Linked DNA regions of Homo sapiens: regions 2, 3, 4 and 5 are each linked to region 1. The links are chromatin loops, found by intact Hi-C in ENCODE. Cell type or tissue: gastrocnemius medialis. All regions are shown on one strand. Each heading gives the region's core, and the rest is flanking DNA. Links, peaks and the distances in the headings are about the cores only. Region 1 overlaps SORBS1 (sorbin and SH3 domain containing 1). Region 2 overlaps LOC107984257 (a long non-coding RNA gene). Region 3 overlaps LOC107984257 (a long non-coding RNA gene). Region 4 overlaps PDLIM1 (PDZ and LIM domain 1). Region 5 overlaps ACSM6 (acyl-CoA synthetase medium chain family member 6).

The links. A loop is a pair of places that touch in the nucleus more often than their neighbours do. Peaks named below come from ENCODE experiments on the same cell type or tissue, not always from the same donor. Only the 100,000 strongest peaks of a DNase experiment are listed, where the experiment ranks them.
Region 2: it touches region 1 in a loop (7-fold over the local background); 47 of 110 quality-filtered maps call a loop at or near these places.
Region 3: a loop joins it to region 1, with 17 times the contacts of the local background. A loop is called at or near these places in 40 of 110 quality-filtered maps.
Region 4: a loop joins it to region 1, with 12 times the contacts of the local background. A loop is called at or near these places in 101 of 110 quality-filtered maps.
Region 5: a loop joins it to region 1, with 4 times the contacts of the local background. A loop is called at or near these places in 15 of 110 quality-filtered maps.

Annotation. Positions count from the first base shown.
Region 1 is chr10:95,360,322-95,366,609 of GRCh38, forward strand. All of the region lies in intron 22 of SORBS1 (sorbin and SH3 domain containing 1), which reads right to left. Among named protein-coding and RNA genes, the nearest start is that of PDLIM1, 72 kb to the left of the region's middle. In gastrocnemius medialis, for the core only: CTCF peaks have their summits at 3,180 (motif pointing left) and 3,384; no DNase peak of the experiment used is centred there; H3K27ac peaks cover 3,753 bases.
Region 2 is chr10:95,179,962-95,186,249 of GRCh38, forward strand. The region is part of intron 3 of LOC107984257 (a long non-coding RNA gene); the gene reads right to left. It also overlaps the pseudogene PAWRP1. Among named protein-coding and RNA genes, the nearest start is that of ACSM6, 11 kb to the right of the region's middle. RefSeq lists silencers at 3,373-3,672, 3,863-4,192, 4,213-4,262. In gastrocnemius medialis, for the core only: a CTCF peak has its summit at 3,800 (motif pointing right); a DNase peak (open chromatin) is centred at 3,800; H3K4me3 peaks cover 1,212 bases; H3K27ac peaks cover 920 bases.
Region 3 is chr10:95,130,479-95,136,766 of GRCh38, forward strand. LOC107984257 (a long non-coding RNA gene) reads right to left here. Exons shown (of 10, transcript XR_007062253.1): 7 at 1-6,288. Among named protein-coding and RNA genes, the nearest start is that of ACSM6, 61 kb to the right of the region's middle. In gastrocnemius medialis, for the core only: a CTCF peak has its summit at 2,655 (motif pointing right); a DNase peak (open chromatin) is centred at 2,663.
Region 4 is chr10:95,244,020-95,250,307 of GRCh38, forward strand. It overlaps PDLIM1 (PDZ and LIM domain 1), which reads right to left. Exons shown (of 7, transcript NM_020992.4): 5 at 3,196-3,347. Among named protein-coding and RNA genes, the nearest start is that of PDLIM1, 44 kb to the right of the region's middle. RefSeq lists an enhancer at 1,394-1,453. In gastrocnemius medialis, for the core only: a CTCF peak has its summit at 2,682 (motif pointing right); DNase peaks (open chromatin) are centred at 2,702 and 5,222; H3K27ac peaks cover 5,000 bases.
Region 5 is chr10:95,204,279-95,210,566 of GRCh38, forward strand. ACSM6 (acyl-CoA synthetase medium chain family member 6) reads left to right here. Exons shown (of 11, transcript NM_207321.3): 4 at 2,930-3,137. The region is part of intron 3 of LOC107984257 (a long non-coding RNA gene); the gene reads right to left. Among named protein-coding and RNA genes, the nearest start is that of ACSM6, 13 kb to the left of the region's middle. In gastrocnemius medialis, for the core only: no CTCF peak of the experiment used is centred there; no DNase peak of the experiment used is centred there.

The DNA.
Region 1 (6,288 bases), core at 435-5,434:
GTTTGGGGCTACCACACCTCCTTAAGCATTGGAGATCAGTAAACTAAATTGGGCTTGAGGCTGCATCCATACTTTGAGTTCCTATTCTTCTGCAACCTAACTATGTAAACAAAGTACAATCTAAGAGTATGCTCTTATAACAAGTAGCTGAGTCTCAGCCAATCACAGCAGCCAAGCTTCAGCCAATCCCAGGCTGCCAACTGATCAGCCCACATCTATATAAATGCCCAAATAGGCAACTGTGGAGCTGCAACCAATCCAGCTGTAGCTGTACTTGCTGTCTTTTGTTGTTTATAAATGCTGCCTGCCCATGTTGCTGGGTGAAGCTCTCTGAACTGCCCCTGGTTCTAAGGGCTGCCTGAACATAAATCCTTCTATGCCTTAAATAAATCTGCTAAATTTAATTTGTCTAAAGTTTTTCTTTTAACAGAGTGACTGACAGCAGCTTCCATTCTGCTGTGCCTGCTATCCTTTGAATTGCCTCAGCTTTGGCCAGAACTTTTTTTTTTTGAGACAGAATCTCATTCTGTCGCCCAGGCTGGAGTGCAGTGGTGCCATCTTGGCTCACTGCAACCTCTGCCTCCCGGGTTCAAGTGATTCTCCTGCCTCAGCCTTCCTAGTAGCTGGGACTACAGGCATGCGCCACCACACCCGGCTAATTTTTGTACTTTTAGTAGAGACAGGGTTTCATCATGTTGGTCAGGCTGATCTCAAACTCCTATCCTCAGGTGATCCACCCACCTTGACCTCCCAAAGTGCTGGGATTACAGAAGTGAATCACCATGCCCAGCCTGTCCAGAACTTCTAAGCCATCTTCCTAAGTTCCTAATAACTTTGTTCTGTCATGACTCTTGACCATAACTGGCTGCCTGACCTCACATCTCTGCTCTACCTCACCAACAGTCAGATCTCACCCCACCCCAACCCCTCAGCCACCTCACTCTCTGGCCTTATTCCACCCATTATCACCGTTTTTTCCTGCTTCCTACCAGAATGATAAACTAGCACTCAGGAAATCTCTCAGAATGGATTTGCCAAGCCAATTGTTTTTTTTCTGATACCAAAGCTAACAAAACATGCTTTTTCCAGATGGGTAACATTTTGAAACTGAGGCACTCCTTGTTTAAAAACAATACCCAAGAGCTCTACAACAATGCTGTGTCGCCCAGGCTGGAGTGCAGTGGAGTGATCTCAGCTCACTGCAACCTCCGCCTCCCACGTTCAAGTGATTCTCCTGCCTCAGCCTCCCAAGTAGCTGGGACTACAGGTGCCTGCCACCAAGCCTGGCTAATTTTTTTTTTTTTTTTGTAGTTTTAGTAGAGACAGGGTTTCATTATGTTGGCCAGGCTGGTCTTGAGCTCCTGACCTCATGATCCTCCCGCCTTGGCCTCCCAAAGTGCTGGGATTACAGGCATGAGCCACCATGCCCAGCCACAACAGTGTTTTTAAGTGTATCATATCCATCAGATCTTCTAATGTTGAAGAGAGACCATTTGTTTCACTGTACAAAAGGGGAAACTGAAGACCAGAATGTCAAAGGCATTTGCCCAAGGTCACAGAGTACTTGCTCTGTCCAAGTGTACCAGAGAGGATGAGAGAAGCAGCCTTATCCCCTCAGCTGGTTGAGAAAGGTCCAATCAGGAATAGCAGCTGAGTACTTAACAAAACAAGTTAAGTTCAGAAGCTCAGCTCTGAGCAGCCTTGATTAACCCAGATTTTGGTTCAGGAAGAGCAAGCAAGAAGAGCTAGCACAGAGAATTCAGCCTCTGGCTAAGATGCAGAGCTGGCTGCTGAGTTTCAAGGGGATTCAACAAAAACACACTCACTGGAAGAGTAAAGTGAGAGAACAGAGCAATCATCCTAGGGCCAACTGTTTCCAATTGTGCTAACGGGCAGGTTCCGGAGGCAGTGGACAGAGTCCTGGAGACTGGGATTCCCACCTGACTCCAACAAGGAATGTGGATCAGTAGAGGCAAACCCACTCTTGTTTAAAAACTTGCGAACAGTCTGTTTCTCTTGGCCTCAATTTCTTTCACTTGCAAAACTAATAGGCATGGGGAGATTGTACAAGAAACCCACCTGCAAATCTGTTATGTACACAGACCCTTCTTTTGAGCTCCAGACACATACATTCAACCGCCTTCTAGACATCCACCTGAATGTTTCTCAGGCATCTTAAACTCAACGTGTCCCAAACCATCTTCCATCACACAACCCAGAAAGCTCAGGAAATCGGTCCCCTTCTCTCTCTCTCCTTGCTCCTTAAGCCTAATCAGTCACCAAGTCCTGCTTCTTCCCTATCTTTGACACAGCTCACATTAATCCCTTTACTCTCCACCTCCCGCCTTATCATTGCTCACCTACAACTGTACAACAAACACGCATTGCTCCCCCAGTCTCCAGCCCTGATGCCCTCCAGTCATCTCTGTCTAGAAAAGATCTCATCATGTCATTCTACTGCTCATTTATTCGGTCAACAAATATTTACTGAGCATCTATTAAGTGTCAATCGCTCTCCTAGGTGAAGATTCAACAGGCAACAGAACGGACAAAAAGTTCCAGCCTCATAAAGCTTACATTCACCATTCAAAATAATTTAGTTATTTCAAGAAGAAGAAGAAGAAAAAAAACCTAACTGTTGTTAACTGTGGCTTTGCAGGAAGGAGTCTAGATAATCCTCTAGAAGTTTCATTTTATAGCCTTTTGTACTGCATGAAAAAAATTATATCTATACTGATATTGTTATTCACATTTTATTTGCACCTCCTCCATAAAGCTTAACCTTTCTTCCTCCACAAAACAATAGGTGCTCACTCCTCCCTCCTGGGCCCCATCATTGCATTTACCCCACTGGACTCTGGTTATTTACAAATCTGTCTCCCCTATTACACCTGGAACCCCTTGAGGGCAGAAAGTTTATCTTCTTAATCCTTGCATATCTGGTGCCTTGCATGGTTGTTCAATAAATATTAATGGAATAAATGATTCTATAAAATTAAATGCCTACATGCATACAGATTTCTGACACATTTGTAAAGTCCCGGAGGACCTCTACTGTTTCATATAGTTCTTCAGGTTATGATCTGTGTTTTGTTCTCAAATCAGATTAAGGGGAAAAAGCGTTTGCTAGTCTACCATCACCATATAGGGAAGAACAGCTTGTTCTTGAGTGCCACCTGCTGGTCAAATAGAGTAAAGCTCTTTGGTTAGGCAAAGAAGGTTAATCAATGCTGAAATACATTGAAATGAAAGTAATGAGTAGTTACCACTACTGATTTATAGATCTGAAATGCTAGGAAAATAAAGTACAAAACTGGACACACACTGTGATGTTAATTATAAAAAATATATATATTGAAGGCAAGGACTTGTAGTTGTATTGGATATTGGGACTATGGGTGAATTCCTCTCTGTTCCCAGTTCTTTTAATATTATCATATGTAATCAGTGTTAGTTAATAAAATTATCAATTGAAGTCTGTCCAATTTATTAAAGTGGACTTAAAACAACACCATCACTTCTCCAGTTGCCACAAAACTGTGAACCTGGGCCACCTGTGACTCCTCCTCCTTCATTCTTTGGGTTAAGGTCAAGTCCTGCCAATGTTTCTGCCTACACATCATTCCTGTCCAACCAGTGAAAGGCACTAGGTTCAACTTACAAGCTGCCTGCCTCAGTGCTAACCAAGTTGGATTTCAGTTGATTAAGATTTACAGATCCATCCATTCATTGAGCAAACATTTACTGTATGCTTTCCTTTGTGTCAGGCACCCCATTTAGGCTGGTTCCTCACCAATTCCAGATATGAAAAAATCTTATTCATTTGGATAAACTGGGGGAAAACCAAGCCCGATTACTGAAAAATCCCCAAATGGTAGACTAGCAGGAGGAAAAAACTCATTTATTCCTGCCAAGTATTTCATGAGAGCTGAAAAACAGAGGCTTTGAAGACCTATTTTCAGTGATATAAATAAGAATTCTTGGTAAATTAACAGATTGAATATCTTCACGCACATTCACAGTGTCTGAAAACAATTTGCTCTTTTAGTCAGCTTACATTAGTACCCTCCAATCCTGCTAACCCAATATCATAAATAGTTGCTTAAATTGTGTGTGTGTGGGGGGGGGTGTTTGCTTTTTGTTTTTCTTGAGACAGAGTCTCGCTCTGTCACTCAGACTGGAGTACAGTGGTGCGATCTTGGCTCACTGCAACCTCCGCTTCCCGGGGAAGCAATCCTCCACCTCAGCCTGCTGAGTAGCTGGGACTACAGACGTGCACCACCAAGCCCAGCTAATTTTTAAAGTATTTTTTGTAAAGAGGAAGTTTTGCCATGTTGCCCAGACTGGTCTTGAACTCTGGCCTCAAGTGATCCCCCAACCTTGGCCTCCCAAAGTGTTGGGATTACAGACGTGAGCCACCACGCCAGGTCTAAATTGTTTTTTAATAGCTTGAAAACATTAAACCTTAGTATATCTTCTGCTAACTTATTACAAAATTTTGAATCAGTATGGGGCAGATGAGAGTTTACTGCCAACCCTAGTCCCTTGGCCTAGAGCTTCACCGTTCCTAATCTGGATATGGCTCTGCCCTGAACCTGCTGAGGAACTATGGCATTACACTGCTTTGATGTGCCTATTTCCTCATCTATAAAATGGGGATTAAAAATAATGCCTCATCTTGGAATGTTCAGAGGATTAAATGAGGTAAGGTAGATAAAATACCAAGCACAGGACCTGGCACGTAGTAAATGCCTGATAAATTGTTAAAATGATGTTATTCGATACCTGTGCTCCTTTATCCTGACTGCCTGTGGTAGCATTTGCCACTTGGCCTTTTCATTTACTAACCTTATGTGTGTGTGTGTGTGTGTGTGTGTGTGTGTGTGTGTGTGTGTGTTTTGTCCCAAAACTATTAAGGGACTATATCTACATTCCTATTAGAATACAGAGCTTAGTGCCTTGGATCCAGTAGAGCTAGGGAATTCACTCTGCCAGCTGTCCCATGAAGCCCTTTCCGTCTTGTGCAGTTTAGGGGGATGGAGGTGAGGAGGTAAACGAGGAGAGCAGGCAGCAGGGTTAACACGGGCAGTCAGGACTGCCAAAGTGACAAGCTGAGAATAAAGAGGTGGCCTGGGGGACCAAGGAGAGCTTGCTCGGAGCTGTGGCCTTGAGGACACCCTTTATCTGCAGGTAGCCTAGGGTCATCTGGTGGGCTTCATCTCTGAAGGCACATCCTAGGACCTAGAGGACCTGTGACTTATTGTCATTTTTAGAGCTGAAGGCCCGGCTCAATTGGAAGCTCTTTAAAAGGGAGTGAGCTGCAAAGCCAGAGTAGGAGACACGGGTTGTGATGCTACACCTGAGCCCTGACACCTGTCATATTGGCGACTGAGTCACCAACCCCACAGTGAATGCAAGAGACTTTACACCAGTCCTTCTCCAAGGTGGGAACTGTCCCCTAAGGCAGTCCTTCTCTAGCTGCTGTCTTAATATGTCTTCTTAATTTCTTCTTATGCTCCTGGGTATATTAATCATGAAACACACATATTTATAGAAGAAAAATTAACATGATGGATCTAGCTAGAGCTTTTGATCACTACCCTAAATAGATTAAATTTTTCCATTTTTCCACCAAAATACCCAAATCCCTGCTGACTTTCAAATGAAACTCTTCCTGTAAAGCACATTCTCCAGCAATGTAGGTAGGATATGTCCCAGAGACCACAATATCTGTCAAAAAAAAACCTTATACACTCAGCAACTCTGCTCATTGTGGATTTATCCAACCCTACTAGCATAGGTAATAGGTGTGTCTTCCCCTCATTGTCATATTTCAAAGAACAAGACACAGATGCGATGGTGACAAAATAAGAAAAGCTCCTACCAGAACAAGCTCCTTTCCTAAATTCACTGGGTGCCCCAGGCACTGTGAAGACTGGGGCCTTGCCCTTGAGGAGTTTATAATACACTAGCAATTATAAAAATACAAGAGTATATGTCAGGTATACAGCAACAGAAGTAAGGACCACAGAGGTACTAACGTGAGCCTGGGTACAGGAAGGCTCCACGAGGGCCTATCTATATAAGCTAAAATGTTTGCTATTTATCACATATAGAACAGGAGGTGAGGGTAGCACTGAACATTTTCAGCTGGGATAACAGCTTCACAGCAAAGTGCTGAGAAAGGCAATCTGCTATAGGATTCAGGATGGTTTGGCAGGGGAAGAGGCTGGTGGCACCCCACAAAGGAGTGGGGTATGCATGCATCATCCAGAGTCCTAAGAACTG
Region 2 (6,288 bases), core at 894-5,893, 180 kb before region 1:
AACATGCTCCTACATTTAACTTCAAGGTCCTTAATCAGGTGAACATTGATATTCACAAGCTGTAAAAATGATTAACAGGGAAATAACTTGAAATGAGATCGAGTTTTGTCTAATATCCCAGTTCTCACTGGTAATCCAGGTAAATGTTAGAAAATTAAATGTAAATGAGAAAAATGTCTATAAAGTTTTCATGTAACTTGATGTCTTAAAGTTACATTAAATAATAGATACTAATTAAATGTGTAGGTCATTTCCAAATAAGATTTTAAAGTTATGTTCTAGGGGACCAGGGGCCATGGCTCACACTGTGGGCCGGGGCTCACATCTGTAATCTCAGTACTTTGGAAGGCCAAGTTGGGTGGATCGCTTGAGCTCAGGAGTTCGAGACCAGGCTGGGCAACATAGCAAAACCCAGTCTCCACAAAAAAATACAAAAATTAACCAGATCTGGTTGCATACGCCTGTAGTCCCAGCTACTCGAGAGGCTGAAATCGAAGAATTACTAGAGCCCAGAAAGCAAAGGTTACAGTGAACTGAGACTGTGCCACTGCACTCCAGCACAGGTGACAGAGCCAGACCCTGTCTCAAAAAAGAAAAAAAAAAAAAGTGTGTGTGTGTATTATATATATATATATATTAGGGAATATGTTTGTAAAAATTATAAAATGGTTCTTATCTATAAAATACTGATAGGTGACAGACAATTTAAAATTTCTTACTTTCAGCTAGGCATGGTGGTTCACAATTATTTTTATTACAAAAATAAAATTTCTGTAATCTCAGCACTTTGGGAGGCTGAGGCGGGCAGATCATCTGAGGTCAGGAGTTCCAGACCAGCCTGGCCAACATGGCAAAGCCCCATCTTTACCAAAAATACAAAAAATTAGCCAGGTGTGGTGGCGCATGCCCATAATCCCAGCTACTTGGGAGGCCGAGGTGGGAGAATCACTTGAACCCGGGAGGCGGAGGTTGCAGTGAGCCAAGATCATGCCACTGCACTCCAGCCTCGGCAACAGAGTGAGATTCCGTCTTAAAAAATTAAGGAAATTTTCACTAAAATTTAAGGTTACTAAGAGTTAAAATTTTTAATTAGTACATATAATTCTATATATACAATGTGCCAAAAAATAAGGCGTTCTTGGTGAGAAAAAAATTATTAGAAAGTCATAAAAAATACATTTTATTGAGAAAAAGAATATTTTTATCGAATTTGGGGATCATTTAAAAGTTGTTTCACAGTAGCTAGAAAAGAACTAGTAAGTAGGAGACAGATGTAAAGAAAGTTATGGATATTAAGATGTAATTTTGGTAACAGAAGTCTTTCTAAAGATTGAAATTTGACATTAAAATACATTAATACAAAACAACAAAATAAGTTGGTCCCCTATGTTAGAATGACAGTTTGCTTACTGATTTGCTCTTAGTAAAATTTTAAGAGGTTTTATTTTTAATTCTAAAATCTTATTTAATAGAAGATTTAAACTAGTTCTAATTCTTCCTGAGATCTAACTAACTTCCCTAGTTTCAGATTGGAAATGCGGTGTCTTTCTTTCAGAATGGCCATTTCATTTCTAGAGGTAACATTTTTCTTTTTCAAACTTCTCAGATTTATATCCGAAATTCAACTTTCTCTGTACCACATTGCAGGTCATAAACCACTGCCTTCTGTTTTCTCCCCCTTTAAAAAGGTGTATCTTTTTGCATGGCCACAATGGTAACAGTGGTAGCTCTGTCTTTCAACATTTTTGTCAACTCCTGTAACATTTTTTCTCTGGTTCTAGTTCTGCTGTTATGGCCTGACACTGAAATGGTTAGCATGAAGGTCTGGAAAACCAATGTTTTCCTCCAACATAACTTGAATCTGTACTTTTGGCTTTTCTTCCTATGTCTAAATTGTTGTTCCATGTAACCAGGAAACTTCCCATGCTGTTACTAACAGCCATGTATTCCCTGGCTCATGGTACTAATTTCCTTGTTTACATTCCTCTAAAATACAGTGTACACTCATATCCCCGTACATACTCTTCCTGTGTCTGATTAAATTCAAGTACCCTTTTTGATTACTCAGGAAAACTAAGCTTTAAAAGGGTTCGAGTTTTCATATCCACATAACTTTCTGTATAGCTTTTAAGTCTCTGGTTAAATGACTATTCTTTTAACAGTGACCTGTGATTCTGTTTTGATCAAATGTTTTCAATCTTTGACAGGTTTCCCCAGAGTCAAAAATCCTAAATTAAGTCTTAAAATTAACTTCGGGACTGTTCAGCTGGGTCCCTGGAGAGTCTAAAGAATGGATCTCTCACCTTGTAGAGATATTAAATTATTAGATTTGGTAGACTGTATGAGCGGGCATTGTCAAATGTTGTGATACTGCATGGGAGAGCATTGTCAAATTATGTGATATTAGATCCCACTTCAGTTACATTTATAGGTATGTTATTGACACGCATGTTCCAAAAATTATATAAACTTATAAAAATTTAATGATTCATAATTTTGATTGTTACGCTAAATATTTGCTAAAGTTACATTTGTATAAATATGTTATTAATGCATTCTGAAGATTGTATGAAATTTATAAAAGCCTGGTGGTCCTGATGTGATGCTGTCAGTCATGATTCTGGTTATTGTCTTAACATGCTGCACGTAAGAGAAGTAACTAAATTTCCTTGTCAATTGGGAACTTTCATCAGATTTTCATCATAGCTATTCTGTTTCCATCATCCACAGTTCTGCTTTGAATTCGAAAAATATTTGCGATCAGCGATAGTCCAAATTTGCTTTTCATGGAAAAAACTCTTAACAGGTCCTCTTGAACACAGGTTTCTGATAACTTTCAGATCAATAAACTACCCCAGCCTTTACCACTATGCAATATAGGCATGTAAGAAACTTGTACTTATACCCTTTAAATATATTAAAACAAATGTTTTAAAAAAATAAACTAAACACAAATTCCTAGAACTCTAATAAACTTAAGGGTTCAAAAAACTGCTAAGCAAGATCAAGCAAAACAAAAAATCTATGAAATTAAGATAATATTTTTATAACTTTTATTTAAAACACTGTTGGTTGTATTCTAGATTTAAGAAAGGTTTCTCACAGATGTTATCTATAATTTACATCAGTTTGGTAAAGCACACTTGTAAACAAAGGTGGAAGCATTTGGTTTTTCTCCCTACTTGATCCCTCCAAAATTTGGAAACTATTCACAAATATTCTAATTTTCGTTTACATATCGGCTCTTTATAAGCAGGATAAAATCGGAAATATTGGTTATATTATCAAGGCTTTGACTGAAACATCATATTTAAGAATATGCATAAAATGCCCGGATTCAAGAGTTTCCAGCCTTACAGTGAGGGGAGAAAAATGTCACTTCCTGGCGGACCTGACAACCTTAGAACTTTTCGGGGAGAAGCTTGGCAGGGAGGGGACCTGGCAGCTGCTCCTGGGCAGGAACCAGAGGGCAAAGTCCGTGGCGACCCTCGGGCCTGGCGGGGACCTTACGCTTCCCGGCGTCTTTCCCTCTGCCCCGCCGGCTGCTGAGGGAGCGGCGGCCGCCCTGCGCCTGGAGGTCGTTCCCTCGCCTCCTCCGGGCCGCGGGTAGCGAGAGGCGGCGGCGGCCGGAGCCGGTGTGGGCGGCCTGAGGCGAAAGCCCGGCCGGCCCCTAGGGGAATGAAACAACCACCGGCTACCAGAGCAACAACGGCCTCCGCGGCTGCACCGCCGACTTCCCGGAGGAGCGAAGGCGCCCCGCAAAAACACGCCGCAGAGCGGAACCCGGGCCCCGCCGCCCCAGCAGGGGGCAGCAGCGACGCAGACAGGAAGCCCAGGTCCTGGGCGCTGGACACCTCGGCGGCCTCCGCGACCAATGAGCGCCACACCAACCTCCAGGCGGCGCTCCCACCGCACCTGCCGCCGCCGCCGCCCCGGGGCGAGAACTGCGCCGTCGGCCCTGCCACGCTGACCCGTGGGGCCCCGGCCGCCGCCCCAGGGTGACGAGGAGGAGCAGGACGGGGCCCCAGAGAAGGGCAAGAGCTCAGAGCTCGGGCTCCAGTGCCAGGAAAAGGCCAGGAGCAGAAGATGGAGAGATGGAGAAGCAGCAGGTGCGGAGAAGCGGCGCTCCACGGGCTGGGTCAGCATCCGCTGGCGGATCTTAGATGACTTTGAAGATGAGGAAGCAGGGCAGAAAGAGCGGAAACGAGAAGGTGCAATGACACAACGGAACCCAATGCAGAATCCAGCCCCAGGACTCAAACGCTGGCTTTAATTCCAACTCACACCCCGTGCCCCTAATCAGAGAGGATCAGGGGAGATGGAGGACCCAAGGAACCCTGGCACCTGAAGGGTGGGAATCTGAGGCCAAGACTGATTGTGGGAAATTGTGGGAATCAGGAAAGGAGGAAGTGAGGCAGAATGGGGGGACGGCGGGGGTGGGGGGATGGCGGGGAGCTGGGCTAGGAAGGATTAAAAATCAGAAGCTCAGAGGCGAGTAGATCATCTGACGTCAGGAGTTCGAGACCAGTCTGGCCAACATGGCAAAGCCCCGTCTCTAAATAAAATACAAAAAAATAGCCGGGCGTGGTGGCGCGCGCCTGTAATCCTAGCTACTAGGGTGTGCTGAGGCAGGAGAATTGCTTGAACCCGGGAGGCGGAGGTTGCAGTGAGCCGAGATGGTGCCACTGCACTCCTGCCTGGGCGACAGAGCAAGCCTTGTCTCAATAAATAAATAAATAGTTAGAACCTTAGGAAGGATCCAGAGGGGAACTGTCCTTAGGAAGGTGCATGCTGGGGATGAAGGAATTGGTTTTAAGACTCAGGAAGTGAGGGCAAGGGAGAGACGAGTGTTGGGGGTGCAGTGGGGTGCTAATGCAGCAGCCAAGCAGAAGACTGGAGGAAAACAGAGCCCTTCTCCTCCAACTCCAGCTGCTCCTCTGAGTCCCAGGCCACCTGCTCCTGTGTCTGCCAACCTACTGACATGTCTCCCAGCCCTGCTGGAATGCTGTTCCTCCTGATCTCTGCCCTGCCCCAGACCTTTCACTAACCCCACCACCCCCACTGTCCAGGTCCTACCACCCCACTGCCCCGACCATAGCCTGCCCCTATCCCAGATGCCTCTCCTTCCAGCCTCTTGCCCTAGGTGACACAAAGGGGACCTGGACATGCAGGTGAAGAGGGTGTTCTTCTGGGTCCTCCTGCTCAAGTATCCCGCTCATGCAGTTATGAGTGTGAGTAAATGTTGGATATGACACAGATTCTATTTCTCAAGCTGTTTCACACTGTGGTTTACCTAACAGTGTTTTTGTGGAATCATCTATGGGGATTTGGTCCTCCCTGCAGACCTCAGTGCAGATTTCTTGAGCAGCCTACAGGGGCTCTGGCCCCACCTGTCCACACCAAGTTCTGGGTCCTGCATGCCCTGCTTGGCCCAAATACAGCAAGGTTGACAGGATGGAAAGCTGAAAATGGTGACTTATAATATCGAAAAGTAAGGATTTCACGGCCCAGTGAAACAGAATGGAGAACCCAGAAATAAATCCTTGCATTTACAACCAACTCATTTTTGACCAAGGCACCAGGAACATACCTTGGGAAACAGATGGTCTCTTCAATAAATGGTACTGGGAAAATGAGACACGTGAAGAATAAAACTAGACTTCTATGCCTCATCATATATAAAAATCAAATCAAAATGAATTAAAAACTTACATGTAGGAAACTATGAAACTACTAGAAGAAAACATAGGGGAAATACTTTAGAACACTGGTCTAGGCAAAGATTTCCTGAGTAAGACCTCAAAAGCACGGGTAACGAATGCAAAAATTGATAAATAGAATTACATCAAGCTAAAAAGCTTCTTCACATCAATAAAAATAAAAATAAAGTGAAGAGACAACCCACAGAATGGGAGAAAAATTTTCCAAACTATTCATCCAACAAGGGATCACTAACAAGAATACGTAAGAACTCAAAAACAAAAATTCCAAATAATCCAATTTAAAAATGGGCAAAAGATTTCAATAGACATTTCCCAAGAGAAGATACACAAATGGCCAACAGTTATATGCAAACATGTTTAACATCACTAATCATCAGATAAATCCAAATCAAAACCACAATAAAATATAATTTAACCTCAATTAAAATGGCAATTGTCAAAAACTCAGAAAATAACAAATGCTGAAAAGGACACAGAGAAATGGGAGCGCTCAAACACTCTTCGTAGGAACATAAAATAGTTTATCCACTATGGAAAACTGCATGGAGGTTCCTCAAAGAACTAA
Region 3 (6,288 bases), core at 614-5,613, 230 kb before region 1:
AGGTCAATGTTTCCCATTTGGAATGGCTGTATTTATGAAATGCCTGTACCCCCATTGTATCTAGGAAGTAACTAACTTGCTTTCAATTTTACAGGCTCATAGGCAGAAGGGACTTGCCTTGTTTTAGATGAGACTTCAGACTTTGGACTATGTACTTTTGAGTTAATGTTAAAATGAGTTAAGACTCTGGGGGACTGTTGGGAAGGCATCATTGGTTTTGAAATGTTAGGACAGGAGATTTGGGAGGGACCAGTGGTGGAATTATATGGTTCGGCTGTGTCCCCACACAAATTTCATCTTGAATTCACATGTATTGTGGGAGGGACCTGCTGGGAGGTAATTGAATCATGGGGGCAGGTTGTTCCTGTGCTGTTCTTGTCATAGTGAATAAGTGTCATGAGATCTGATAGTTTTAAAAAGAGGAATTTCCCTGCACATGTTCTTCTCTTTGCCTGACACCATCCATGTAAGATATGACTTGCTCCTCCTTGCCTTCCACCATGATTGTGAGGTCTCCCAAGCCATGTGAAACTGTGAGTCCAATTAAACCTCTTTCTTTCTTTTGTAAATTGCCTAGTCTTGGGTATATCATCTTTATCAGCAGTGTGAAAAACAGACTAATACACTCTGGAAGTTGCTTTTCTAGTCTTGGGGAATCATTCCCTTTGGGCCTTCCTGATATGATTGCTAGAAGGGCTGGGTGAATTGTGCAATGCTTGCAAAGGTCTGGGTTTTCTCATAGGGCAAAGAAATCTTGTATATAATGGACCTTGGGCCATTTTCCCTCCCATATGGAGAAAAGATCTAATTCTTGGACACAATTTAAATTAAAGCTTCCTTCCACAGTTTAGGCTGTTTCAAGTGGGTAAGAAGGCCACACCTTTGTGGGAAAAAAAAAGCCACTTTTCTTCATATCTCAGGGTAAAAAGAGTCCCAGTGTTTTCAAATGCACTCCAGAGGACTACAGGCCGAAGATGATCTGTTACTCATCTAGAAATGGAAGCATGAAAAAGATGTCCCTTTAGTCTCCTTCCTATTGGTGTGACCTAGGGTGGAGGGGAAGACAGTGGTGGCATGCTCCACCTACTGATTTCCCTCCTTGGCTCCTGAGTACCAGCACCTTATTTAATGTGCTGCCCATGGCTGCATTCTTGCAACCCTGCAGCCATTTAAAAATACAGGACCAGAGGAACTAAGCAATTGAGATTAGTCATGCTTACCCATGTGACTCTAGTCCTCCACTTGTGATTTCCCTTTGACTTCCTAGACTTATGTGGCCTCTGTGGCTCCTAGAAGGATGGATCTTGGGAAAAACTATAATATTTGCATTTGAGCAAGGCTCCTTTAATGGATAGTGCATGCTAGATTGAACTCTATATCCTGCTTATTATGGCCCATGTTAAAGCGTTTACCCTTAGAGAATGGTTCCAATTAACTTCCAAACTTGAAATCCCCTTGCTGATTGCCATTCTAACTGGTGTGAGATGGTATCTCACTGTGGTTTTGGTTTGCATTTCTCTGATGGCCAGTGATGATGAGCATTTTTTCATGTGTCTGTTGGCTGCATAAATGTCTTCTTTTGAGAAGTGTCTGTTCGTATCCTTTGCCCACTTGTTGATGGGGTTGTTTGTTTTTTTTCTTGTAAATTTGTTTGAGTTCTCTGTAGATCCTGGATATTAGCCCTTTGTCAGACAAGAGGGTTGCAAAAATTTTCTCCCATTCTGTAGGTTGCCTGTTCACTCTGATGGTAGTTTCTTTTGCTGTGCAGAAAGGATCTAGAACTAGAAATATCATTTGACCCAGCCATTCCACTACTGGGCGTATACCCAAAGGATTATAAATTATGCTGCTATAAAGGCACATGCACACGTATATTTACAATAGCAAAGACTTGGAACAAACCCAAATGTCCATCAATGATAGACTGGAGTAAGAAAATGTGGCACATAGACACCATGGAATACTATGCAGCCATAAAAAAGGATGAGTTCATGTCCTTTGTAGTGACATGGATGAAGCTGGAAACCATCATTCTCAGCAAACTATCAATCACAAGAACAAAAAACCCAACACCACATGTTCTCAGTCATAGGTGGGAATTGAACAGTGAGAACACTTGGAACAGGAAGGGGAACATCACACACTGGGGCCTGTCATGGGGTGGGGGTAGGGGAGAGGGATAGCATTAGGAAATATACCTAATGTAAATGACGAGTTAATGGGTGCAGCACACCAACATGGCACATGTATACATATGTAACAAACCTGCACGTTGTGCACATGTACCCTAGAATTTAAAGTATAATTAATTTAATTAAAAAAGAAAAAGAAAAAAAATCCCCTTACTATTTCAGTACCATTTTAATTGGAGGCAGAATAGGTGCCTTAAAAGAACATAGGGACCAAATGGCAGTTTTCTAGTTGATGGGACAGTATCGAAACTAAACAACTTTGTCTTTGGAGGACATTTTACTCCTAATTGTTGTTGAAGGCAGAGTTTTCCTGTTCACAGAAGCAGCATGAAGCCTGGTCTCTAGCAGAGGGGCACAAAAAGGGAGGAGAATTTGGAGGCTAGAGTGTTTTGGCAGAGGACCAACAATGTGCTTCATGGAGAGAATTCCCATCCCACTAGGTGGCGCTGTTGACCTTGAAATGCCATGTGATCTCTAGACTAAGGGCACAGGGTGACCATGACATGTCATGTGCTCTCCATACCAAGGGCAGAGAGTGAACTTCAAATGCCATGTGCTCTCCAGACAAGGGTAGAGTGTTACCTGGAAATGCCATATGCTCTCCAGACCAAGGGCAGAGAGTGACTTCACTGTGATGAGGGACCCTCTATTCCTAGAAAATTACAACGGCATTCCCTTGAGCTACACCTTCAGTTACTATGGCATTTCCTGATCTTACCTAACAAGATTACTTCCCTGAACTGTAAAATTGCTGTGGCATTGCATACAAAGAGAGAGAGGATGGGAGACATGGTGGTTGCAGACAGGAATGGAGGAAATTATAGTATGAAAGCTGGAGATCCTGTTGCTGACACTCTGTCAGGCAGTCAGAGGATGAGGTCAGTCCAAATCCTTTGAACAACACCAGGGAGTAGCTTCCGCCAGAAATCCTCAGTTGCTTCAGAACTTTTTCCAGCCCCATTCAATTGCTAGGTCCTCTGAAAGAAAACTGGTTCAAACATGGCCAATATGCCCAGCAACGTGTGGGTACTGGGGGATTCTACATGTTTTCCCCAGCAAGCCTCTCCCCCATGTCTTGTAAAGCTGGCAGCCATGCTAATTATTTTTAAATGACTGAAGGGAGCCCAGTATTTGGTATGATTTGATTCTAAAATGGAGGCTGAGAGCCTTGAAATGAAAGGACAGAGTTGAGTTTCACTCCTGTATTCAACATTCCAATGAAAGTACCTTGGGATCCTGGACACACCCCCAGTATGAAGATGCATTGTTGTCTAAGGTAAATACCTGAGGTTCATCGTCTTGCAACAAGAAGTCTAAGGGCATGGACACACACAAGGAGTGAGTTTAGGAGTAGAAGTTTTATTTCCAAAGAAAGAGAAAGGAGAATAGCTCTCTCTCTTGTGAGAGAGGGGGCGTCCAAATAAGAATTCTGCCCCATGGCAGAGTGAACCAGATTTTACAGACAGGCTTGAGGAAGCAGTGTCTAATTTACATAGAGCCCACAGATTGGTTGGACCAGGGGTGAGGTTTACATAGTGCATGGGGAAGCTGGCCATCCCATCCTAATCGTCTTATTATGCAAATGGGATCTTTGCTTGACTAATGCCATGTTCCCTGCTCCTTACTGTACATGTGGCTGGCAAAGAGAAGGGAAGATGGAACTGACATTTTGAATGTGCCCAGTCCCAGGCAGCCTTTTCTTATTAGCACAACTGATGGCATTCACCAGTGCAAGCTTCCAGCTTGTTTCTCTATGTCTGCAAGTCATTTTACAGTCTGCTATTTGTAGGAAAAGAAAGTATTTTGGGCTGCTTTTCATTAAAAGGAAAACCTTACTGAGGACTCCTGTGCTCTCACTATCTGCCTAAATAACTTTTTAAAACTCATATATTACTAACATATGTTGCATCTTGGAGAAGTTTCCATATGCATTGAGAAAAATGTGGTTTTTTGTTACTGTTGTGTGGAGTGCTTTGCATGTGTCTGTTAGGTCCAACTGATTATAGTATTGTTCAAGTCCTGTATTTTCTTATCGAAGTCCTGTCTGGTTTTCTTTTCTTCATCATTAAAGAATTTTTTTTGCTGGATAAAGTATTATAGACTGGCAGTTATTTCCTTTTAGCATTTAGATGATATTATTCTATCATCTTCTGAATTTCATTGCTTTTATTTAGAAGTTAGCAATAGTATTGTTACTTTGAAAGGAAATGCATTTTGTTCTCTTTCAATTTTTAGGAACTTTCTTTAATATGTGTTTTATAGTCTTTTGAATATTTTCTGCCTAAACATGTTTTCTTATATCTGGTTTCAGGCTCATAGTTCTCCTCCAATATGTAACCCAATATCTTTAATCTGCTCTGAAAAATTCCAGGTGTTTATCTGTTCAATAGCTTCTTCTCCATTCTATCTTATCTCTCCTTGGGAAGTCTAATTTCAACCTAAGCTCTATAAGCTTCTTCATTGCCTTTTCTCTATATTTTTTTCTTAAGACTGTATGTTGTTTTCTCATTTATTTTCCAATTTATGAATTATTTAGCTATGAAATATCTGGTATTAAACCCATTCATTAAGCAATTCGCTATAGTTAGTGTATTTTTAGTTGCAAAATGTTCATTTAATATTTTAAAATATTTTATATTGTTATGCTGGTATTATTTACCTTTGAATTTATTTCTATATATATGTAGTAACATTTACTGTTATACAACTTTCAGAGAATTCCAAGATTTATGTTAATGTGGGGTTTTATTCTGTTGTCTATATTTTATTCTCAAACTTCTCTATGTGTCTTGTTTTTATTTCTATTTAGACATGGGGTCTCCCTATGTTACCCAGGCATAACTCAAATGCCTAAGCAGAAGCAATGCTCCCATCTCAGCTTCCCAAGAAGCTAGGGCTACAGGCATGCACCACTATACTTGGTATGTCATTTTATTTTTTTGCATATCTAGTTCTTTCATGTTTTCTTTTGCTCTGTTGAAATATAAAATAAATGCAGTTAAGAGCAATCATATTAAGTATAAACATTAATGAATATTTACACGTGTATAAACTTTCATAAACACCATTCACATCAAGATCTACAACACTTCTAACATGCCAGATGCTCTATTATGCCTGTTACAAGTACATTTGCCTCAGAGAATGAGGTGTTATTCTGACAGAAGGTTGATTTTGTCAATGAGGGTTATACTCTACCAATGTAAAAAAATGGAGGACTTCTGGCAAGATGGCTGAATAGGAAGAGCTCCAGTCTGCAGCTCCCAGCGAGACTGACACAGAAGGTGGTGATTTCTGCATTTCCAACTGAGGCACCTGGTTCATCTCAATGGGACTGGTTGGACAGTGGGTGCAGCCCATGGAGGGAGAGCAGAAGCAGGGTGGGACATCGCCTCACCCTTGAAGTGCAAAACGTCGGGGAATTCTCACCCCTACCCAAAGGGAGCCATGAGGGACTGCGCCATGAGGAATGATGCACTCCGACCCAGATACTGTTTTCCCCATGGTCTTCACAACCCCCAGGCCAGGAGATTCCCTCCAGTGCCTACACCACCAGGACCCTGGATTTCAAGCACAAAAGTGGGCAGCCGTTTGGGCAGACACTGAGCTAGCCGCAGTTTTTTTTCATAACACGGTGGCACCTGGAATGCCACTGAGACAGAACCATTCACTCCCCTGGAAAGGGGACTGAAGCCAGGGAGCCAAGTGGTATAGCTTGGTGGGTCCCACTTGAATGGAGCCTAGCAAGCTAAGATCCACTGGCATGAAATTCTCGCTGTAGGCACAGCAGTCTGAGGTTGACCTGGGAAGCTCAAGTTTGGTGAGGGGAGGGATGTCTGCCATTGGTGAAGCATGGGTAGGCAGTTTTACCCTCACAGTGTAAAGAAAGCCACTGGGAAGTTAGAAATGGGCGGAGCCCACCACAGCTCAGCAAGTCCACTGTGGCCAGACTGCCTCTCTAGATTCCTTCTCTCTGGGCAGGGCATCTCTGAAAATAAGGCAGCAGTCGAAGTCAGGGGCTGACAGAGTACCTGGGGGGAAGGGGTGGCTGTGGGCACAACTTCAGCAGAGTTAAATGTCCCTGCCTGATGGCTCT
Region 4 (6,288 bases), core at 675-5,674, 120 kb before region 1:
GGATGGTGGTGATAGTAGCACAATCACATAAATGTACTTAATACCACTAAATTGTACACTTAAAATTTGTTAAGATGGTAAATTTTATATTAAGTATATTTCACCATTTTTCTTAATATAACGGCTTCTTCTGCCTGCAAGTTTTGGAATTTGATCCAGAACAAGATGAAGGTGAGGAACCAAGGGCCCCTTTCTCCTAGTCTAGAAGCTGAATTTTACCCAAAATGAGACAGCTTGTGTTGGGTCTTCAAGGTTTATGACCAAATACTGCTGTAGCCAAGCTTCCTTCAGGGAGGGGCCTTACTCACTGTGCACCTGGCAGTTTACAGACGTGGCTTTACTTAACCCTGTAAACAATCCCATGAGGTCCTGGCTATTAGCTTCAATGGATCTGTGCAGAAACTAGAGCTTAGAAAGGCAAGCAACTTGCTGGAGGTGTCACAGCAGGTCAGAGGCAGATCCTGGATGCCAGTGCTCTTTCTGCCCTGCAGCACTGCTTTCTGAACCAGAGGCGTTTCTGAATGACAGGACCTCTCATCAACTGCTTTTACTACCTTAACCTTTCACCATTTTATCTCAAATAAAAACAGGCATTTGGGGCCGGGTGCAGTGGCTCACATCTGTAATCCCAGCGCTTTGGGAGGTCCAGGTGGGCAGATCACCTGAGGTCACAAGTTCAAGACCACCCTGGCCAACATGGAGAAACCCCATCTCTATTAAAAATACAAAAATTATCTGGGCATGGTGGTACACATCTGTAATCTCAGATACTTGGGAGGCTGAGGCAGGAGAATCGCTGCAACCTGAGAAGCGGAGGTAGCAGTGAGCCGAGATCATGCCACTGCACTCCAGCCTGGGCAACAGAGCAAGACCCTGTCTCAAACAAAAACAAAAACAAAAACAAACAGGCATTTGGGTTCCTTCCCCGAAGAGCCTTCTGCATGTAAAGAATGTTTAGAATGGAATTTATCCTGTTACTGTCAGTAAAGATTTAATGCGGGTACACAGTAAGAGATACAGGAGAAACTACAAGATTTGCTATCTCCCTCTTCCCTTCCAGCAGAATCTTGATTCTCTTTGGGGCAAGAACCATCCAGACTAAGGGCTAAAATTTTTTTTAAAAAGAATCCTAATTCCCAGACTCTCGTTTAACTAGGTGTAGCCAGGTGACTAAATCATGGTCAATAAAATGGAAGAGTAGTGTGGGACTTCTGGGAAGGAGAAAGCTGGCTCATCTGAAATTGGAACTCCCCGGTTAGCATTATCTCCCTTCTTCCTCCCTGTCACCTGGGGGTAAGCATGATGGTTGGAACACCAGCTGCTAACCAGGACCACGAAGTAACCTTGGGAATAGAAGCCACAAATTTGGGTGCTGGAGTGCCGGATAGGAGTCCAGATCTTGAAGAGCATGGAGCTTCCAAATCCATGCTCAGGTCCTTCTCTGTGAGCTGAGATGAGCTCTGCAGCATGTCTAGTTGGGCACGGATGAACTTGACCTTGCCTCTCATTGAAGGGTTTCACATCCACGTAAGAGTGAAATAAGTTGTGGTTTCTCACATGTTTTTACAAAGCTATCATCCTCAAGGGTTGGCCCCCAAGTTGTTTGTCAGGCAAAGCTAATACTGGAACTTGATACGAAGTATGGCTCATTACTTCCCAGCTGCTCAGCTACTCCAAGCAAAAGAGGAAAGCAGTGGTAGAACAGTATCATTTTAGCATAAAAGAAGCACATGCAAACACATGGCCCATGGTTTCCTAATTTCCTATGGTTGTAAACTGCCACTCTCTCTAAAGAAATCACACAAATGGGGAGGAAGCCCAGGTGTCGGGTGTGTTCAGAAGAGAACTTTCTTATCAGAAAGGGCTCCCCAGGAAGCTGAATCTTCGGCTGCGGACTTTGAGGAGGGAGGTTCATCTTCCAGAGGGCACAAGCCTCTCAGCCAACATGCCAATCCCTTTGCAGCCTGGCTGAGGCAGGTCTCACACTCACCATCACAAGGTGTCCCCTCACTGGAGCATCCACTGTCTCTTTGCAGATGGGTCCATGAGAGAGATAGAGGGCATAGAAAACAAGACCCCACTGAAGTGCCCAAGCCTCAAGAAAGGAAGAGAGAGTGTGGAGGACTGGGCATCACAGGGACCAGGAAAGGGTACAAAACCCAGCTCTCTGGAAAAGACTGCCCATGAGCATCACAGGAGGTGCTGATGAGGAACTACCAGGGAAGAAGCGGGTGTGAGGGCTGCTGATCATCTTTGTGAGGGGAATAAAGCATCCCTTCTTCAATACATCCACCTGTCACAATTTCTCGACGTATAGCATTGTTATTAAGTGAAGATACTTTTACCACTGTCCACTTAAACATGATCATAATAAATGTACGTTACATAATGTCTTCAGTGAGAAGCATGTCTCCTGAGACCTGCAGAACCCTACGGGGTGACCCTGGGTGCCTCAACATCAAAGCTCACCCCAAGGACAAGAAAGCCTCTTCATGACATTTCAAACACCACAATAACTATGAAGCGAGTACTCAGTTACGATGATGGATGTTTTACACAACTTATGCCATTTCATGACCATGATAATCTTAGAGGAAAGGAGTTTTATCCCTGATGGACAGATGAGAAAACAGACCTGGGAAGGTTGAGATTTGCCAAAGGTCACAGAATAAGAACATGGCCACAAGGGGGAGCTCTTGGGCCCTCAAGAGGCCACCCACCTTAGAGCAAATGCAAACACATGCCCCCAAGCAAAGCCAGCCCCTGGCTTCACCGAGCACTAATTCATTCTCATTCTGCTGCTCATTGCCCATGGCCTTCATCACTGAAGTTCCTCAGCCACTACCAAGGTATTGTTTCTGGGCTCAAAGCAAATAAATGGCCAAGGGACAGACCAACAGGCTCCCACAGCAGTCAGGCTCACCCCAACCTTAGCATCCTCTTGCACATGTGACAGGACACAGTTGGCCAGGCCTGGAGTTTCTTAAATACAGACCCAGATGGGAAAATGTGGTCAGCACTCTCTTCCTCTCTCTCTCTCTCTCTCCCTCTATCTCTTTTTAAAGAATTTCAGCATTTTAAAAGCCCATGCCCTCCAAAGCAGGCTCCAGAGTGTGTTCACCTGTGCTTCCACAATGACTGACTCTCACATCTGACCTTGAACAAGAGCCTCTGACTGCAGATGGAGCTGATTACCTTTTTCTTCAGACTCCAGGATTTCCTGCAAAACCAAGAAAGACGTGGACTGTTTCGGGGGCTCATTCAACTCCTGTTTCTCCTGAAGCATCTTGTAAACTTCAGATTCTTTGTCGATGACAAGGCTGCTTGGAGGCTGAGCATGGTCTAAGCTGTAAAGAATGTTTGAAAAATTGATTAGGACATGACAGAAGTTAAAAATAACTTCACCAGGAACCTCCTCCAGGCAGACACTGCTGATTTGAAGGATGGATAGAAATGATCTCAAAGCCCTCTCCTAAATCAGCCACAGACCTGCTGCCAGCACAGTGAAACTGAGATGTCTTTGTAGTCAGAGCTGGCTGCTGCTTCAATGCAATCAGAGGCTCTTCTTCTAAATAGCTTCAGTAGCTCAATTACTTTTTGGCCTAATCCAGTGGAATGAGAATGCTCTATCTCTTTATAAATTCCATCAGCAGCATTATGTCCAGAGAAAATTTAGAGAAAAAAAAATGTCAACCACAAGCCAACCATGAAGAACTCAGCCGGGTCCCCCTTGTATGGGCCACAAACATTGCTTGCACAAGCAGGAATCATAGTGTTATTCATTCCCGACGATCTCACAGTGCTTTCCCTGTCTATAAATACTTCCTGATTCTCAAGGCCAGGCACTTGGGTCTCCTCACCTATAACACAGAGGTAACAGTACTTTCCTTGCCTGGTTCACAGTTTGGTGGTAAGGATGGGACACGCAAGTGCTTTGTGAACTGTTGATGTTCAGGCCCAGGGACTGGGCAAGCCAGGCCTTGTCTTCCCCACCTTCCTCCTGTCATGCTGGGTGACCCAGAACAAGATAAGACAGGCAGAGCCTGCCTCTTTCCCTGAGGGCTCCACTTTCTAAGCAGTGGACGGTGACAGGGAGGTAGTCTCTCATCAGCTATACCTGTAAATCTATCCTCCATCTGACCCCTTCTCACCTCCCCACCTCCCCCAGGTCCAAGCCATGCCATGCTTAGGCCAAAGTGATGGCCTCTATTCAAAATATCAGAGTGATATTTTTTGTTTTTTAGAGACAGGGACTCACTCTGTCACCCAGGCTGGAGTACAGTGGTGCAATCACAGGTAACTGTAACCTCGAACTACTGGCCTCAATAGATAAATCCTCCTGCCTCGGCCTCCTGAGTGGCTAGGACTACAGGTGTGCCACCATCCCCCGCTGATTTTGTCATTATTTTGTAGAGACAGAGTCTTGCTGTGTTGCCCAGGCTGGTCTCAAAGTCCCAGCCTCAAGTGATCCTCCAGCCTCGGACTCCCAAAGCGCTAGGATTATAGGCATGGGCCAGAGTGCCTGGCCTAGAATGATATTTTAAACATGAATCAGACTGTGTCATGCTGTGGCTCAATGTATTCTCATTTGACTTAGCACAAAATATTTAGTTTTAATACTAAAATATATGTTTAATCAAATTCAACTTTTTTGGAGTAAATGTTATCACAGAGGAGAAAGTCCCTCACATATGTGACCCAAACTTCTCCCTCCACACACATCCCCTGCCAGCCCTGGCCCACTCTGCTCTACTGAGACCAGGCTTCCCGCTGTGCCTGGGAAACACTAGCTTCACAGCCTATGCACTTACTGCACCCTCAGCCTGCAATGCCCTTCCCAGGTGTTGTCATGGCTCCCATGCTTCATCCAGGTCTCTGCTCAAGTGCACTCCTCAGAGAGGCCTTCCTGACCCCGACTCCAAACAGTCCGCCACATCCCCACTATCACTCTTAACTCCCTACCTGCTCTCTCACCATGGATTCCAGTGTATTCCCTTATTTCTTTGTTGTCTATCTCCCCCTGGAAAGTAAGCCCCAGGAGGGCAGGAGCATGGCCTGTCTTGCTCCCCATCACATTCCCAGGCCCGGCTCAGTGCCTGGCACAGGTCACAGTTCAGCAGGCAGCAGGCATCAGGCAAGTGAACGAACACTGCAGAATGGGTCCAGGGCCTCCTTCCTCCTTGCTGTGCTCCCCCTGTTCCTGCAGGCTCACGAGGTCCTCCAGGGCAGCCAGCCTCTGAGGGTTGTGCCAGGGACATGGGCAGCCCCACCTCCTGGCCCCAGATCACCACCTTCCTCTCAGCTGAGCTGCTAAGGAGAAAGGCCAGTGTGCCCAGTGGAACCAAAGAGCAAATATCAGATGGTGGGGCAATTTATTGATGCAGATGGATAGATTTGTATATAAACAAGTTGTGCTTCCTGAGTAATAAAGCTATAAAGTCTCCAGCCCACCAGGCTGCCTCCCAGCTTTACAGATGCAGGCAGTGGCCAGGAGTGGTTTTATTCAGCAACTCTAAACAGACTCTCTTTAGGGCTGGAGCCACTTTCACAGGTGCAAATGAATTATATCAGTTACGCTTACTCATTTCCAGGGTATATGTTTTCCCTGGGTAATTCTCCGCAAGTTCCCTTTTCCTCTCCCTCTCTTCCTCTCCTTTCTTCCTTTCTCTTTTCTGAGACAACCTCTGGGGCACGTTCAGTACTCAGGTCCCCAGCTAAAGGCAGAGTCAATCATAGCAATCAAGGTCCAGGTGTTTCCCTTCCACTCCAACCATGTTCTCACAATAAAGGAAAAGGCACCCAAAGAGTGGCATATGCTTCATGGCTACCAAAGAAGGTCAGAGTTTAAGTAGCAAGATTCATGGGTTGGTCACTCCGGCCGGCTGCATTTGGGGAAGGGAAAGCAGCTATCCCTGCCTGTCCTGCCCACTCCTGCTTGGCCTCTTCCCCCACCTGCAGGGAACTGTGGGTGCCTCTCAGGGCAGGCAATGGGGCCACCTGGGGGAGTTGTTTTAACCAAGGGTCTTTCTTTGTCTCACTTTCCAGCCCTTTCTTTGAGTTATATGCCTGACTCTTTGAGTCCTGAGTTTGGAACTTGCCCCATAATAAGCATATTACATTATTTTTGGATAAATCTTTTTTCTATTACACTTAGGACTATTTTAAAATTGAGATCAGACTATGGAATGTTCTTGGGAAAGATTTTTCTTCTTCTTTGGTGTATGTTATGTCTGGAAGCCACCAATGGAACACACCAAAAAAATGACAGAACCCAGACCACAAGGCCAT
Region 5 (6,288 bases), core at 582-5,581, 160 kb before region 1:
GCAGTGGCTACGCCTGTAATCCCAGCACTTTGGGAGGCCGAGGTGGGAGGATCACCTGAGGTGAGGAGTTCGGGACCAACCTGGCCAACATGGTGAAACCCCGTCTCTACTAAAAAAATACAAAAATTAGCCAGACGTGATGGTGGGCACCTGTAATCCCAGCTAATCCGGAGGCTGAGGCAGGAGAATCGCTTGAACCCGAGAGGTGGAGTTTATAGTCAGCCAAGATCACGCCACTGCACTCCAGCCTGGGTGCCAGAATGAGACTCTGTCTATTTAAAAAAATAATAATAATAATAATTTATCAGGTCTTTTCAAGCCATTAATGAAAGCATTGATTAGTTCTTAAATGATTTAAAGATAACTGTTTGAAAACGTTAAATGTCATAACTCTACCTCCAAATAATGTACCAAAATAAATTCAAATGAACCATTAAAAATTGAAATGTTAGAAAAGGACTTAAGTATTAGAAGAATATATAGGTGAGTACATAAACTCATGGAAAGGCTTTCTGAATATGACACCAGATACCCAAACAAAAAAGGAAAAAAAAGATGTACTACACTTAATGAAATTTTTAAAATTTCATTCATCAAAAAAATCACTATAATGTATAAGAAACATCTGTGTGGCCAACTTGGAGGAGGGACCAGGGTGCACTCCTCCCTTCTCCATATATGTGAGATCTGTCTGTGTGATTACATCTGATGTGCCCTTTTGGTGGCATCCAGAAAGCTGCACAGTGATGGCTCTAACAACACATGCATCTCTCCTAATGAGAGAGCTCTCAATTATTATAAATTACTCAACATGATAAAGTTAAATTGGCTTTTAAACTACGCTGACATTATCACAAGAAATTTCAACATTATATCTGTAAACAAAATGAAAAGCTGTTAGATTATTTTTTAGATATAGTTTCTACTATTATAAAGTTCTAGTATTTTTCTTAAACCACCACAAAAGAAATTTGAACACTGCCTTAGTCTGCTTGGGTTACTATAGCAAAATGCTATCAACTGAGTAACTCATATATAACAGAAATTTATTTCTCACAACTCTGGAGGCTGGGAAGTCCAAGATCAAGGCAGACGCAATGTCAGTGAGGGCCCACTTTCTGATTCAGAAATAGCTCCTTCTAGCTGTGTCCTCATATGATGGAAAGAATGAGGGATCTCTTGGGAGCCTATTTTATTAAGGCACTAATCCCATTCATGAGACCTCCACTCATGATCTGATCACCTTTCAAAGATCTCACCTCCATCACCTTGGAGTTTAGAATCTCAACATACAAATCTGGGTTGGAGGACACACAAATTCAGACCATGGCAAAGACAAATGCCAAAATCGAAAACATATTTGCAACACTTATGAAAGATAAGTGGTCAATGGCCTTAATGTAGAAAGAGTTCTTACTAATCAATAGGGAAAATAAATTAACATTACTTGGCACTCCTCTTCAAATGCTTCATCTAAGGGTGGGGGCACTTGAAAGTGTTTGCAGTTATCTAAAGAAAGATACTTCTTTGTGTCACCCACAATTGCACGGTTTCATATATATATACTCAATGCTAAAGGGTAACTTGATAGCTATAAGATGGCAATCAGTGATACTGAACAGGTCTTTTCCACTGTGTCCCTCGGCCTTCCCATCAGCCCAGTGAGTAACTCGAATTAGATGAACTCCCCATTCCATGCCAGATCCTGTTTCCTATGACTTTGTTTTGGAGATATAATTTATATACTATAAAATTCACCGTTTAAAAGTGTACAAATCCATGGTTTTTAGAATATTCACAAAGCTGGGCAACCATCACCACTGTCTATTTCTGGAAGATTTTCATCACCCCAAAAAGAAACCCATTAGCAGTCCCTCCCTATTCCCCGCTCTCTGCAAAACCTGGCAACCAATAATCTACTTCCTATCTTTGGATTTGCCTCTTCCAGATATTTCTTACAAATAGAATGCAACATCTAGCTTTTTGTCCCTGACTTCTTTCAGTTACCATAATGTTTTCAAGGTTCACCCATGTTATAGCATGTGTCAGTACTCCACTCTTTTTATGAATTAATAGTATTTCATTGTGTAAATATATATACTATATTTCATTTATCAGTTCATCAGCTGATAGATATTTAGGTTGTTTCCACATTTGGGCTATTACGAACAATGACATTTTATGATGCCCAAGAGATTTCAGTGTGAGAAACAGAAGATGAAGGTGCAGTATGTGGGAAAGGCCCACACCGGTAAAGCAGATCCTTTTCCAAAAATCAATAGGTCTGTAGTTGGGAGTGTAAGCATTACTGCAAGACAAGCAAGGTCATCACCAGTTAATCCTAGAAGTATTCTAGTTCTCTAAGCCTGAAAACTAAAAAGAAGCGTCTGTCAGAAGAGCCTCTGGCACACAGATGCAACCAGCGTATGCCAGTCTCATAGGAGGTCCACAATAGGTGTTCTATGGATGCAGAAGAATCTATAGAAACAGCCCAAGAAGAGAGGCAGGAAGGTCTTTTTGTTTTGTCTTTTCTCCAGTGCAAATCCAGAAATCCACAGCAAAAGCCATTCTCAAGCCATGAGAAAACAACAAAGAGGAAGTTTTCATAATCCCTTTGCATCACAGTTTCAAAATTAGGCTATATTTCAAGTAACTGGTGGTCTGACACTTAGCCATATAAACTCAGGACCTGATTGAGGTGAAAGGATAACAGCAACAGAGCCACAGATCACTGGATTGTTTCAGTGGGCTCAGTCTCCTGCCTGTCTCAGTTTTCCCCAGTCGCCATCGTGTTACTGACCCAATAGAGAAGAGAGACTCCTAAGAGAGAGGGTAACCCAGAGACCTCATCCATGCCTGCCAGAATGCTTGAGGAAAAATTCTCTACTCAAAAGATAAAAATGAAGCCTTCTTTTGTGGTTTTTTTCAGGAATCACCTTTGTGCCTGGGAGCCCCCAGCTGACTGCCAAGAAAATTCGCTATCAATTACGCATGTCTAAGGCCCAGTGCATTGTGGCTAATGAAGCTATGGCCCCAGTTGTAAACTCTGCCGTGTCCGACTGCCCCACCTTGAAAACCAAGCTCCTGGTGTCAGATAAGAGCTATGATGGGTGGTTGGATTTCAAGAAGTTGATTCAGTAAGTGGACACTGAATATGAGATGCTTAAATGAAGGAAATGTTTGACTTTGAAAGATGATGATATATGAGAAAGTGGTGTGAGTGGTCAGAATGAAAAGCTGAATGGCAATTTCTATGCAAGATTAGATGATGTATGAGAAGGTGGTGTGAGTGGTCAGAATGAAAAGCTGAATGGCAATTTCTAGTCCTGAAAAAAGCAGAGTAACCCCCAACACAAGCATCCCTGGTCTGACCTACAAGTTCCCAGTCTGAGTGAAAGTCTTATGTTCTGATTCATATGTAACCATTCGTTCTGAAAGGATAAAAAATTAGGTAATATAAATATAAACATATTACAAAAAACATAACAAAAAACTTATATATAGACTATATATAATGGAATACTATGAAGCCATAAAAAATGAAATCATGGTCGCACATGGTGGCTCATGCTTGCAATGTCAGCACTTCGGGAGGCTCATGCCTGTAATCCTAGCACTTTGGGAGGCCAAGGTGGGCAGATCACCTGACATCAGGAGTTCGAGACCAGCCTGGCCAACATGGTGAAACCCCGTCTCTACTAAAAGTACAAAAATTAGCTGGGTGTGGTGGCACACACCTATAATCCCAGCTACTCAGGAGGCTGAGGCAGGAGAATCGCTTGAACTCAGGAGGCTGAGGTTGCAGTGAGCCGAGATTACACCACTGCACTCCAGCCTGGGGGACAGAGTGAGACTCTGTCTCAAAAAAAAAAAAGAAATAATGTCTTTTGCAGCAACATGGATGGAACTGGAGGACATTATCTTATGTCAAATAACTCAGAAACAGAAAGTCAAATACCATATGTTCTCACTTATAAGTGGGAACTAAATAATGTGTACAAATGGACACAGAGTGTGGAATAATAGACACTGGAGACTCGGAAAGGTCAGAGGATGGGAGAGGATGAGGAATGAGAAATTACTTAATGGGTACAAGGTACACCATTTTGGTGATGGTTACACTGAAAACCCAGACTTCACCATATATATATGCAATATCCACGTAACAAAACTGCACTTGTTCCCCTTAAGTTTATACAAAAGTAAACCTCACCCTCACTGGGATATGGGGAAATACTTATTAAAATAGCGAGATGATGCCATGTTCATCCTCAAGTTAGCCAAATACAGTAGTGCCCCCTTATCTGTGGCTTTGTTTTCTGCGGTTTCAGTTACCTGTGGTCAACTACCGTCCAAAATAGGTGAGTACAGAGATCACATTTGCATAACTTTTATTACAGTACATTGTTATATTCTATTATTTGTTTTTGTTTTTAATCTCTTACTATACCTAATTTATAAATTTAACTGCATCATAGGTATGCATGTATAGGAAAAAGCATAGTGTATATAGGGCTTAGTACTATTGATGGTTTCAGGCATCCACTGAGGGTCTTGGGACACATCCCCCACGGATAAGGCAAGACTACTAAATTAAGTTTGATAATTATCAATGTGGTCTTTAGAGGGCAGTATTTCAGTGTCCAGGGATGTTTAAAAAAAAAAAAAAAAAAAAAAAAAAAGCAGTAAACGAGACAGTCAAACCCCGACCCTCATGGATTTTATATTATAGACAACAAATAGACAACAAGAAAACACATAAATTATCAATATAATAAAGTTTCCAAAAGAAACTCCAAAACAAAACAGGCAAATTAAATAAATTGGTCTGATGTGGAGATGGGGGAATGATTTTAGATTTGGTGACTTCTGAGGTGAGGATAAGCTGAGATTTGAATATGACAGAGCTAGCCTTTGGAAGCTCTGAGGGAACACTGTCCCTTGCAGAGGGAACTCAGAGGTAAAGGACCTGAGGTGGGAGCGAGCTTAAACTGTGTGAGGAACAGAAAGAACACCAGGGCACCTGAAGTGCGGAGAGTGGGGAAGAGAGTAGCAGGAGAGGAGGCCGAAGCGCAAGGGAGGGGAAGACTGCGGCAGGTCTTGGAGGTCATGTAGGAGTCGTCTAGGAAACACTAAAGGGAAGGACTTGATCTCAGCCACAATTGTGAAACTCCCTCAACTGCTGTCTGAAAAATGGGAGACAAGAGAGATAGTAAAGGGACCCAGGAGAAGGCTGTTGCTGTCGTCCAGATGAGAGGCCGTGCCGGTGTGGACCATGGTGGTGGCAATGGAGACAGGACCGAAAACAAGCCAGGCAAATGAGGAACTCACCTCAGGCACAAAATGTAAAAGGGCACTGAAAAATCCAGTGATCGAGGGAAATAATATTTTAATTTTAAAATAATTTTTAATTAAATTATAAAATAATTTTTATAATTGAAGTTTTAAATTTCCACAAATATTTATTTTATATATTTATGTAATGTTTTCATAATTTATAATTTTATAAACTGTATACTCTTTTCAATTGAATAATTTAATTTTTTTTAATTAAAAAAATCAAATTGGTAAACTTCTCATGACAGACCAGCTGCCTATTTTTATAAATAAAGTTTTATTGGAACCAGGGACAGGACTGGGCTGACAGGTAAGGTGAGTCATGCAAGTGCCTATCTGGATTATAGGCTGTGTGAGGACTGCATCTTGAAGCCGGCCTGAATCCCATTCCTAAATCATACTGGGAATATTTGAACAGTTTGGAAGTGTTGTTGTCCTGTCTTTGTTTTAAATTTCAATATTTTGTTTATCATGGATTTTTGCATTAGTTTTCATTATTTAAAAACATTTCACTAAAATATTATTTATCTTGACTACTGAATTTGCTGGTATCCCCTTAAATATCACAATGTTTGTGGCAAATGTTTCACTCACTCCACCTTAGTCCCATCCCTGGTTAGGAATAGTGAAGAGAGAGAGACTTGTGACATGTTTTGGAAGTAGAGTTGTCAGGGCTTGGCAATGGTTAGGATGTGGCACAGATAGCTAGGTAGGTAAGTCGATAGATGGGGAAAGAGGAACAATAATGATTACTACAGATTTTTGACTTGAGCAATTGAATGAATAAAGAGGGTCTTTTACTGAGAAAAATAAGGCTGGCGTATAAATGCATCATATATTTCTTATGCAACAAAAATTAATGCAAAAAAAATTTAAGGGAAAAATGGCAGCTGCCCCTCTAACAAATAATCCTCAAATATATCAAGATACCAGCTGTTATTTTTTAAAATC